Linked DNA regions of Homo sapiens: all the other regions are linked to region 1. A link is an interaction called in ENCODE POLR2A ChIA-PET data of the cell type or tissue named here. Cell type or tissue: PC-9. All regions are shown on one strand. Region 1 holds the start of DYNC2H1 (dynein cytoplasmic 2 heavy chain 1). Region 2 overlaps DYNC2H1 (dynein cytoplasmic 2 heavy chain 1). Region 3 has its middle 22 kb from the start of MMP7.

What was found. Peaks named below come from ENCODE experiments on the same cell type or tissue, not always from the same donor. Only the 100,000 strongest peaks of a DNase experiment are listed, where the experiment ranks them.
Region 2: POLR2A ChIA-PET joins it to region 1 with 5 read pairs; 3 of 35 experiments call an interaction of 5 or more read pairs at or near these places.
Region 3: POLR2A ChIA-PET joins it to region 1 with 8 read pairs; 1 of 35 experiments calls an interaction of 5 or more read pairs at or near these places.

The regions. Positions count from the first base shown.
Region 1 is chr11:103,107,623-103,111,622 of GRCh38, reverse strand. It overlaps DYNC2H1 (dynein cytoplasmic 2 heavy chain 1), which reads right to left and starts at 2,197. Exons shown (of 89, transcript NM_001377.3): 1 at 1,854-2,197. The coding sequence starts at 2,048. RefSeq lists enhancers at 2,365-2,414, 2,485-2,604. In PC-9, CTCF peaks have their summits at 1,054 (motif pointing right), 2,210 and 2,409; a DNase peak (open chromatin) is centred at 2,242; H3K4me3 peaks cover 1,833 bases; H3K27ac peaks cover 373 bases.
Region 2 is chr11:103,429,198-103,433,197 of GRCh38, reverse strand. The region is part of intron 84 of DYNC2H1 (dynein cytoplasmic 2 heavy chain 1); the gene reads right to left. Among named protein-coding and RNA genes, the nearest start is that of DYNC2H1, 320 kb to the right of the region's middle. In PC-9, no CTCF peak of the experiment used is centred here; no DNase peak of the experiment used is centred here.
Region 3 is chr11:102,550,967-102,554,966 of GRCh38, reverse strand. No RefSeq gene overlaps it. Among named protein-coding and RNA genes, the nearest start is that of MMP7, 22 kb to the right of the region's middle. RefSeq lists an enhancer at 3,582-3,631. In PC-9, no CTCF peak of the experiment used is centred here; DNase peaks (open chromatin) are centred at 876 and 2,316; H3K4me3 peaks cover 1,772 bases; H3K27ac peaks cover 4,000 bases.

The DNA.
Region 1 (4,000 bases):
TTCCTACTGCATTCTATCCGAACTTTCAGTGGCATTTACAACAGTGTGTCCTGATTTTATCATTTGCTGAGTATATGTCATCCTAAGCCACTGGAGTGAGTCTAGGAAAGGCAGAAAGCAGGGGGCTCTATCCTGAACTACGCTACCTATTGGAGAAAAAGAAAAGTTAACATTTAGGTTGTAAATTTTGTCCCTTACTTTCCTCAGCCATAAAATAAGAAAAAGAATAGTTCCTATCTTACAATGTCGTTATGGCTATTAAATGAACGAATACATATAAAGTACTTAGAACAGTGCTTGACAGAGTCTAAAGTGAAAATAAATGTTAGCTATGATTATCCATCCTTTTTATATCTTTGTAAACCCATCATGCCTGGCAAAGTGCCTTGCATGTACTGAGTTCAAAGTAAATGTTTATTAAATACAATCGAATTAAACCTAAGAATAAAGATAGTGAATAGGGTGAATGATTCAATCATCCTATAAAAATGCACTGAAGCCAGGCACGGTGGCACACACCTGTAATCCCAGCACTTTGGGAGGCCAAGGCGGGTGGATCACCTGAGGTCAGGAGTTCGAGACCAGCCTGACCAACATGGTGAAACCCCATTTCTACTAATTGCAAAAAATTAGCTGGGTGTGGTGGCACATGCCCTGTAATCCCAGCTACTTGGGAGGCTGTGGCAGGAGAATCGCTTGAACCCGGGAGGCAGAGGTTGCAGTGAGCCAAGATTGTGCCATTGCACTCCAGCCTGGGTAATACGAGCGAAACTGCGAACTGCGTCTAAAAAAAAAAAAAAAGGCACTGAATGTTTTTGCTGAGTGTCAAAAACTCTGCTAGACCTAGGGATAAGGGTGAACACCAAAGGAAGAGGTTTAAAATATGTCTTTGTTTTATTAACTTAAATCTATTTACTGAGTCCCCTTTAATGTGTCAGGCAATTTTCTTCTGTGTTTTTCTTTTAGGCTTATATATATAAGCCCTGATTGCAAATGCAACCCATTTTTTAAGCAATCCTGCCAGTGGAGGGAGCAGTGCAATTAATAAATCAGTATATCACATGATGTACACCAAAAAAGAATTCAAACTTTATTTTGAAATATATCATTTCACAAAAATTTAAATTCCTAACTAATCTTTCCCTTGGGCAATGTTAAAATCAGAGCCTGATCCAAAAAAGATAGACTAGAATTTGCCTTCCCCCCAAAAAAAAAACTCAAAAAGGGGAGAGAAAAAAATAAAAATAACTAAGTAAATGTTTTCTTTTTAGTTATAACGTATCTGCAGTCTTTCTTAAAAAGTAGAATATAGGCCGGGCGCGGTGGCTCATGCTTGCAATCCCAGCACTTTGGGAGGCCGGATCACTTGAGGTCAGGAGATGGAGACCCACATGGCCAACGTGGTGAAACCCCCGTCTCTACTGAAAATACAAAAATTAGCCAGGCGTGGCGGCGCGCGCCTGCTACTCGGGAGGCTGAGGCACGAGAATCGCTTGAACTCAGGAGGTGGAGGACGCAGTGAGCAGAGATCGCGCCACTACACTCCATCCAGCCTAAGCGACAGAACGAAACTCCGTATAAAAATTTAAAATAAAACACAATCTAATTGCTTCTATTCAGATGTATGGAAGGGAAACATGCTTCGGTCAGGTAGGATGCAAAGCTTGGAAACTACCTGCTTAAGCACGAGGCCAACGCATCTAAGCCAATAATGCAGGAGAAGTGGAGACAGCCTTGGGTTCCTGAAAAGGATCTGGTTGGTAAAGCTAAAGAGTGTGACCCGACGTCCCTCTGGCTGGGCCTGGGGACTTGAAGAGTGGTCAGGGGTCAGGCAGGAGTGCAAGGAACCGTACCGTGTTGGAAAAGGAGATTCCTGCGTCGGATCGCTGCACCCTGAGGAGCATCTGGTTGCCGTCATCCAAGAAGTTGTTGATTTCAAGACAGTTGCACAACAGTGGCTGATCCCAGAGTTCAGACATCAACCCGAAGTAATTCTGGGTAGTAGTGAAGATGAAGAGCTTCCGAACGTCCGCAGTCCCGTTCGCCATGATTGGAAGGGGTGGAGGGAAGTTGGGGGAAGGGGGAAGGAAGAAGAAACCAGTCCGGAGGGAAGTGAAGGGAAGAGAGGAGCTTTGCTCAAACCCGTAGCCCGACCGCGGGACCGCAGAGCTTCGCGGTTGCCAGGGGTAGTCGCTATGGCGACGGAGCACTACGGCGGCGTCGCTGGCGGCGCGCGGTGGGCGTTGCCCTCTCGGGGCACGCGCACGCAAAGCTCGCGGAGGCTATCGACCGCCTCGGAGCTCTTCAGCGGCTCCCTGCGGTCATCGATTGTAAGGGGTTCGGACAAGTTTATGTTGGCTCTCAAACATGTCTTTTATTCTTCTTACTGATTTCTTATCACGCATAATCAGAAGAGAGACATCTAGCCTTCAAGTACAGCAGCGTGATCTAGATTTAGGAGAGCTGGGTTCCAGTGCTCGCTCTCCACGTGCACCTGGTAGCAAACCAGTCTGTCAGCGTCAAGGTACACATCTGTTAAGAAGGGGAAATACTATCTCACAACCAGGGGTGTAGTGCGGATTGTAAAAGATTACTATTTAAAAATCGCTTTTTAGAGAAGCTTATAAAGACTAGGAATTCAATACAATGTTAATTTACTTTCTCAGTCGCCCTCTGCTCCTTTCTGTGCTGCTGCATTTCCCAACATCGTTTTTTCTATTATTAATTTTAGAATAATTTAACCAGCAATTTTTTATTGCAATCATTACCCGAGCACAACCATATTTGTAAAATAGCTAAAATGTAAAATGATACTTTTTAGTTTATTTTATAACAACCGCAACCAAATTCTGTGAAAATACAGATATGAAAACGGTCTTTGTCATTTTCTACTTCATGGCATTACTATAAACTACTAAATTGCTGGTCATTCATCCGAACATTCGTCAAACACTTTCTCAATTCAGTAATTCTCTTCTAAAAATATTTACTACATGCTATTAGGTTGGTGCAAACGTAATTGCGGTTTTTTGGCAAGAACTGTAATTACTTTTGCACCAATCTAACACAATTTGCCAAGTACCGAACTAGGCCCTGGGGACACAGTTCCTGCCCTCAGGAAGTTTTTGCTGTAGTCATTCATCACCTCAGCACTGGTTTGACCCAAGATCCTAGGGTACACAAACATATGCAGATTTTTTTTGTTTGCACTTAATAATCATAACCTCCCCTTAAAACTATACTATTTGAGAATTGGAAGGAGAGAGTCCTTTTATTTGCTGAGCAACTTAAGATTTTGGAGTGGGAACTTAAAAAAGCTGAACTGCTCTAAATTATAAAAGGAAATGAATGTAAATTCTCATGAAATATCCAAACAGTGAGAGATGGGAGTCTGGCCACTGGATGGGAAAACATCCAAACAGTGAGGTGGGATGCTGACCACTGGGTGAGGGAAAAAATCCTAACAGGAACCCAAGATGACTGTGTAGCTAATAAAAAGATTTTGAAAGCCAAAGTGACCACTATGGTTACAGAGTTTCCTGCTCTGCAATGAGCATTATCACTCTTACCAAGGTCTTCAGGAAAGTCTCCATTACCCACAAGTGCTCGGTTTGGTGAGTTGTTTTGGTGGAAATGTATGAAATGGCTGAATTGAGCTTCCATAACAATATGGTAAATAAAAAGGCAACACATGTAGGAAGATGAGTCTAGAAAGCAGATGAGATCATGAGTATGTGATCCTCCCAAGAATTTTTAGAACTCTTCAGGAAACTTAGGGCTTCCACAAACTATGAAATTGTGTTTGAATCAAGTTTAACACCGATCTCAAACATGGAAGCTCCCGTTGACATGTAAACCCCATGAAATAGAAGTTTTGTGTTTCCTTTTCACTACTATATACGAAAAATGAGGCACAGAGTGGGAAGAAAAGACAGATACGGACTTTATGTATTGTATCAAGCATACAATAAAGAAGAAAGAACCTCACAGATTAAATAAC
Region 2 (4,000 bases), 320 kb before region 1:
CATAGTGTTAAATATGTAGAGAATTAAAACATAATAGGTGACATAATAGAAATGATAATGATAGTGATACATGAGATGAATAAAATAAATATAGTATTTAAAGAAATTTAAAAACCAATAAAGGAGATACAAAGCTGAAGTTCCTTGTGGTGCTTTATGAATAAATTATATATCATGTTATTGGAGTTTAGAGGGAAAAAACAATTCAATCAAGGAAGTCTTTAAAAAAGAGGTAGCTATTAAGCTATGCCTTGAAAGTTGTCTTAGATTTGCACAAAGGTAAAAAGAGTCGCAGGAAATTTTTTTAAGCTAATATTTATTGGGTGCTTACTATGTGTTAGTAACTATGGTGAGTGCTTGATACACACCACCTCATATAGTCCTCAAAATAATCCTCAGAAGTGTACTATTAGGTAAGTGCAAAAGTAACTGCAGTTTTTACATTGTTAGAATTTGCTGTTTGATATTGAAATACATTCTTAAATAAATGTAGTTATGTTATACATCATTTTAATGAGCATTTCTCAATTTTTTTTTTGCTGATGACTTATTGCTTGCTGTTTATGGTTATTTTAGACCATGGAAATGATGTTAGGCAAAAAGCAAATTCGAGTGATTTTCTTATTTGAGTTCACAATGGGTCGTAAATCAGTGGAGACAACTGGCAACATCAACAACACATTTGGCCTAGGAACTACTAACGAACATACAGTGCAGTGGTGGTTCAAGAAGTTTTGCAAAGGAGATCCTTGAAGATGAGGACATAGTGGCCAGTTATCGGAAGTTGACAACAACCAGCTGAGAGCAATCATCCAAGCTGATCCTCTTACAACTACAGGAGAAGCTGCAGAAGAACTCAACATCGGCCATTCTATAGTCATTCAGCATTTGAATCAAATTGGAGAGGTGATAAAAGCTTGATAAGAGGATGCCTCATGAGCTAACCAAAAATCGTTGTTTTGAAGTGTTGTCTTCTCTTATTCTACGTAACAACGATGAACTATTTGTCAGTCGGATTGTGATATACAATCAAAAGTGGATTTTATATGACAACCAGCGATGATGAGCTCAGTGGCTGGATCAAGAAGAAGCTTCAAAACACCTCCCAAAGCCAACTTCCACCAAAAAAAGGTCATGGTTGCTGTTTGGTGCTCGGCGGCTGGTCTGATCCACTACAGCGTTCTGAACCCTGGCTTAACTATTACATCTGAGAAGTATGCTCAGCAAATAGCTGAGATGCATCAAAAACTGCAATACCTGCAGCCAGCATTCGTCAACAGAAAGGGCCCAATTCTTCTCTACGACAGTGCCCCACCACAAGTTGAACAACCAATACTTCAAAAGTTGAATGAATTGGGCTACGAAGTTTTGCCTCATTCACCATATTCACCTGACCTCTCCCCAGCTGACTACCATTTCTTTAAGCATCTCAACAACATTTTGCAGGGAAAACACTTCCACAATCAACAGGATGCAGAAAATGCTTTTCAAGAGTTTGTCGAATCCCAAAGGACAGATTATGTTACAGGAATAAACCAACGTATTTCTTATTGGCAAAATGTGTTGATTGTAATGGTTCCTATTTTGATTAATAAAGATGTCTTTGAGCCTAGTTATTAATATAATAACTTAAAATTCATGGTCCAAAACTGCAATTACTTTTGCACCAACTTAATATTATAATTTCCATTTTACAGAAGAGAAAATGTAGACACAAAGAGAATAGCATGTTCAAAAATCACAGAGCTGGCAAATGGCAGATCCAGGATGTAAACCCCCAGGTAACTTGGCTCTAGAGTCCATATCAGCACCAATACTGTCTTTAATAGATCTAATATTTCTATAATGATTTATACATATTAAACCATTTGAGATTCAATGTAAGATAATTAGGTATTGGGAATTAAATTTATAATCATGGAGACATTAAGGCTTACAGTAAGTTTAATCTTAAAGTTTTTTAGTTTTTTTTTTTTTTTTTTAAACTAAATGATAGAGAAGTTGAATCCAGGTCTAACCCTAAATGTAACCTCTTTTCACCATCCCATGCATTTCATGAAAGATGTCACAAAAGCAGAACCGGCTGTAACCAGGGTGTTCATTTGTTAACTCACTCTCTCTCAAATCTCAATTAAGTGATTATGCAGCAAGTATGAGTAAATAGCTGCTATTTGCCAATCATTTGTTAACTGCTGAAGATAGGAAGTCATAACACAATTCTTGTCTACAAAAGCTTATGATAGAAAGGGAAATCAACAATAAAAGAGATGGCTATGGACAATAAATTGAGCTCCCTAATAGCGATAAGCACTGTGATTGTGAACACGAAGGTAGAGTATATCAAATTCAAACTGCGTAGAATGGCAAGAGTTAGGAAAGGCTTTCTGGTGGAGATCATGCTTGAAATGAGTCTCAGAAGGTAAATGAATAGTCTTTTCCTGAGTATCTATAATAGTCAGGTAAAGACAGCAGGGAAAGGAAGAAGCATTAATAAGACATGACAGAAATGGGCTGATGACTTAAGGATGACATCATAAAATTTGTGGTGGTTTATACTAAGGAATTTAAATTTTATCTGGAAAACAATGGTAAAACTAAATCAACCTTTAAGCGAGGAAGTGACACAACAATTTGGATTTTTTTTAAGGATTACCCTAGTAGAAATGGGAAGAACAACATTAGGAAGACGAAACTGCAATCAGGGAGGTGAGTTAAAAATGTACGGTAATATTCTAAACGTGAGTCAATGAAGAACCATGTGAAAATGAGAAAAAGAAGGATAACGATAGCAAACACTTGTATAGCACTTATATGTACAGGCACTGTTATACGCATTTTATCTACATTAAGACTTTTATATCTTACGACAACCCTCGGAAGTGGGTATAATTATTACCATTTCAAATATCTGGAAACTGATGTAGAGAAAGGTTAAGTGACTTGCACAAAAAAACACTCTAGTACAATTGTGGATGTTTTAATTTCCACTCTAGAATCTTAATATGTTTATTGTATGAACCTTAAAAAATGGCCACTTGTAGGAATTTTCCTCCCTTCTCTATTTAATGATGGAATTACTTGTACTACTAACAAATATCACTATCCCACTGGTAAAAATAATAGCTTGTTTCTCAAATAGGAGTGCAATACCAGTAATCCATTATCTGCAGACTATTGAAGTTAAACCAACATTGGATTTTAGGTTCTGAAAATGTCAGAAGAACTTTCATTTGATTCTAGCTTATCACAGTGCCTGAAACAGGGAGACAGCACTGTAACTGCAATTTATTTCAAACACTAGCAGTTGCACAAGGTTTTTATGATGTGTGAAAAAAGACTCAGTTTACAATTTTAAGAAAAGGAGAAGAAATGCAGAGAGGTCACTGTAATTTCAACTTCATATGCAATGATTAACAATAGATACAATTTAAGATTATCACTAACTCCTACACTTGCCATAATTTACAACTCTACGCAATTAATTGAAATAACTAAAACCTATTTCACAAACATACATAATTAGAAATTTATATTTCAGAAGGATAAAGACAAGTTTCAGAGCGAAACAATTTAACAATAAGAGAGCCCTTACTATCTATGCTTAAGAGGAAGTACAACACAGACAATGAGTAATTTGTGATAAAAGTTAGAGCAGATTGTAGTTTAATCTTAACAAGACCTTTGTTCAGCTCCATGGGTACATCACAGTATTTCTGTAGCATTCAATTTTTTTTTTTATCAGTACAGAAAAAGGATTATAAAATGGTACATGAGCAAACTAAGGACTTTCAGATCTAAAAGATTTAATTGAATGATTCTTTTAAAACATAAATCATTTTTTGAATCTATTTTATGTTTTCCCTTCTCAAAGAGGATCTTCTATTACTTGCTTTCTATGAAAAACTAACCTCAGGTTTTTTGTTTTTGTTTTTTTTTTGAGACAGGGTCTCACTCTGTCACCCAGGCTGGAGTACAGTGGCATGATCATGGCTCACTGCAG
Region 3 (4,000 bases), 560 kb after region 1:
TATTTTGGGGTATTGCTTTCTGTACCCCAAAAGGCCTCACAACTAAATTTTCAGTATATCTAATATTTTTTACTTAGATTTTCTGTTCTTTAAAGGTACACTGTGGTCTAGATCAATGTGAGTTACTAAATCCATATTGTTGGTAAAGTCTACTATTGCTATTTTATAATAGGATAGAAAAAGATTATAAAGTATCACCAAAGTTCTGAAATGGAAGTCTTAATGGAAAGGACTGCTTCTTTACCCAGGAAGAGGGTAAGTTTTGAAGAGTGTCTCTGTCTCTCAGAAATAAGATCCAAGGGGAAAAAGAAGTTCGGTAAGGTTTCCAGTAACTTCCAGCTATAACACAAAATGGAGGGAGTCAGGATGTTAGATAAGCCAACTGCTTTGTAAGATTTTACTTTGTTAGATTGGGAACATTAGTAGTTTTCCCAAGCTCGTTATCTATGCTATACTTATTTCTAAATAAGAATAAAACCCTTGAAATGAAACAAGCATGTATAATATACATTCTTTTTTGTTTGATTCCTTTTGCTCATCATTATGTCTGAAAGTCTTATTCATACTGCTGCATGTAGGTATAATTTGTTCATTCTCACTGTTGTTTAGAATTTAATTGTATGAATATATTACAATGATTTGTAATATGTTTGTCCATTCTGTTGCTAATGGACATTGGGTTGTTTCCCTGCTTTAACTGTTGCAAACGGTGCAACTATGAATATTCTTGTGAGTATCTATTAGTGAAACTCCATGTGGTAGAGAGCTTCTAAAACAGTTCTTAATGGTTCCTGCCTCTGGCTATTCTTGTCCTGTGTAATCCCCACCCTTGTGTGTGAAGTGGATGTAGTGATTCATAACAAACAGAATATGGCAAACATGATGGAGCGTTGCTCTCTAAGATTAGGTTATTAAAGGCCATGACCTTGGACTTGCTGGGGATCTCTCTCTCTCTTGCTCATTCTCACTCTCACTCTTCTTGCTTGCTTTCTCTGATGAAGCCGCTGCCTTGTTTTGAGCTGCCCTATGGAGAGTCTCAGTGGCGAGGAATTGAGGACAGACTTCTGTACGGACCTGAGGTCATCATTCCAACAACACATGAAGAGCTGAATCCTGACAACAACTTCATTGGTAAGCTTGGAAGTGGATTTTCCCCCAAACAGGCCTTGAGGTGACCACAGCCCTGGCTGACTGCAGCCTTGTGAAATACCCTGAGACAGAAGACCCAGCTCAGCCACACCTGAACTCCTGACCCACAGAACCTGCTATAATAAATGTTGTTTTGGCTATTACGTTTTGGAGTGATTTATTATTAGATAACTAATACGTATGCATTTGGGAAAGTAAAGGCCTAAGAGTATATGGAAGTGGAATTGTTTGGCCATAATCTATGCATACGTTCAGCTTTAATATATACCACTAAATTGTTTTCAAAAGCAGTCATTGTCATGTACACTCCCAACAGCAGTGTGTGAGAGTTTTTATTGAGTTCTACTGAATGATCTTTGTTATTAAGCTTTTAGTATATGCCAGCCACTAAGTGCCTTACATGTGCTGTTTCATTTAATCTTCACAACAGTTCAGTGAGGTGGGTATTACTGTTTTCTCCATTTTCAGATTAAGTGAACCTGCCCCTGTCATTTACTAAAAAGAGGCAAGCCAGGATTTTAACCCATGTCCAATGCTCTTAGCCATTAAGCCTCTCCTGAGACAGATTTCAATGCAATTATAGCCACAGAGAAAACACATGTGAAAAATAACCATCATAGCGCACTAAAGGAAGAGCAGCATTTCATCTTGTGCATAAGTTAACCATCAGCACTGCACAGGGCTGATGAGGAGAAGAGGCTTCCAGACGGAGTTAGCAAAGGAAGAAAGATAGGCAATTTGGAAGGAGGGAAAGGATGGCCCAGGAAGGCTGGGAGGTAAAGAATATGCAAGCAAGGTCAAGAGCTCTATGCATTTGGCTCACTCTGCCCTCTGCATTTCCAGCCTCATGCAGCGATGTCATCCTTAGCAGTGAGTTGTCTACTTTTTCCGTAGCTCTCCCCAGAATAACACAGACCCCAGGGTCTTAAATGAAGGAGTGATTTTTCCAGATATTTCACCTTTCCCAAGGGAGAACACTACTCAGTTGTCTCTCCTTGGAACTCCTTCTTTTGCTGTTTATTGTTTCTGAGTGTGATTTTTTCCTTTCTTCCTCATTCCGCTGGTGCTTGTCACCACTCTGATGGGAATTCCTCTTAAAATGCCGGCAGTCTCTTTGATAAGCCTCGCCTTGCAGACCTAAGGTAAACTCCTGGAAGGATGCCCTGAACCTCTGGCTGTCTACCCACCTTCCACAACCCACAAATGGAGTGTTTCTGTGTACAGATCATCGGTTTTCCCCTCTTAAAACACTTGGACCTCCCCTGAGGGAAGAAAACCCTGGGAAACTCAATCACCCTCTTTGAGATCCAAGACAGGGCCTGGCCTTACTTTTTGGTGGACACTTATCTGAGCCAGCTTATAGCGTTACATTTTAGCTCAAGCGTCTCCAGATTTCCGCCTTTGAGGCCACACATTTCTCTAATATCCAAATACAATGACAAAATCCCCCATCCTGACTGGTTCTCTCGTTATCCCCTTCCTGCCAAAACAACACCAGCACCCAAATCCTTCTGAGAATACCTCTGTTAGGGGGATGCCTGCATTCTCTGCATTGTGTACACCATCTCCTCTCCAAGCTCCACCCCTGAGCATTGTCATGATTGTCTGTGCTTGTCACCCTTCCTGAGTCTGGAGTTCTTCAATGTGGACACAGCTCCTCCTCAACTCCATCTCACCTCTTCACAGTGTTGATGAGGGCAGCAGTTTCAAGAGGGAGATCACAGCAGAGGAGAGGAAACAATTTACAAATGAGTATCAGACCTCACTCTTGTAACCTTGCCTGGCCGTTCTCATCTCAATATTGTTTGCTCCTGTTTCTCTTCATGGGCCCTAGTCCCTAACAGTTGCTGTGGCCTCTTTTCTCTCCTCTTGTGTCTCTTCTCCCTTTTCCTAATTCTCCACATTCAGTGACCCTATAATACTCCTTGGGACCACTATGAAGAAGAGAAAAGGCCTATTGCTTTATTACATCAATCAATTTTACTTCCTTTGCCTCCATTTCCTATTTCCTGGATCATGACTTTCATAATCCCAAAATGCCATAAATTATATTCTCAAGAGAAAACTGTTCACTCTAGTCTTCCAACTTCAGTGGTAGCCTGGATCTCTGAAATTATTATTTTTTTAACAGCTTCAAATTTCCAGTTCCAGTTTCTTAGCTTCTTGGTAAAAGTACCTAGGCTTTCCCCTCCCAGGAGTTCGTAGGTAGAAGGAGAACTGTTAACACTCTAGTCTCCCCGTCTCCCGGGAGGCAAACACAGGGGCTAAGGCTCTTGTTTTATCCTCTTTCATGGGTAATACTGTGAAGGAAGGGCAGGATTTCCAGCCCAACTGTTGTAGCCATGAGTGAGAAGAATGTCAATTGAGAAGTGAGAAGAAAGCGTCAGTGTACAGGGGATGTAGACTGCTAAGCAATGCATTGTGACCAAGCACCACATGCCTGAGACAAAGCAGCTTCAAAGTCTCCCTGGCTATCTGTGAAAACTCCAGACACAAGCAGGATTTTGCAGCTTGAGAGAGCTGCCTACACGTTCTCTGGACTCCATTGGAGCTGCTATGGTCAACGTGCTATTATAAGGGATTCATGCTTCACTCCCAGAAGGGCCCTTGATGACATCTGTCCCACTTTCTTGCATCATTCATCAGGCAGTGAAAGTTAAATAACATGTCTGTGATCCCACAGCTTCTCAAATAGAGTCTAAAACTCAGACCCAGCGTATGTTCCCAGAATCCAAAAGTAAAAAGGCAAATTGCTAGATGGGTGGAGACTGGGGTAAGGTGGCAGTGGCTACAGCAGGAGCTCACAACGTTAGGCAGTTAGTTATGTGATTCTGTTATTTGTCCTCCTTTA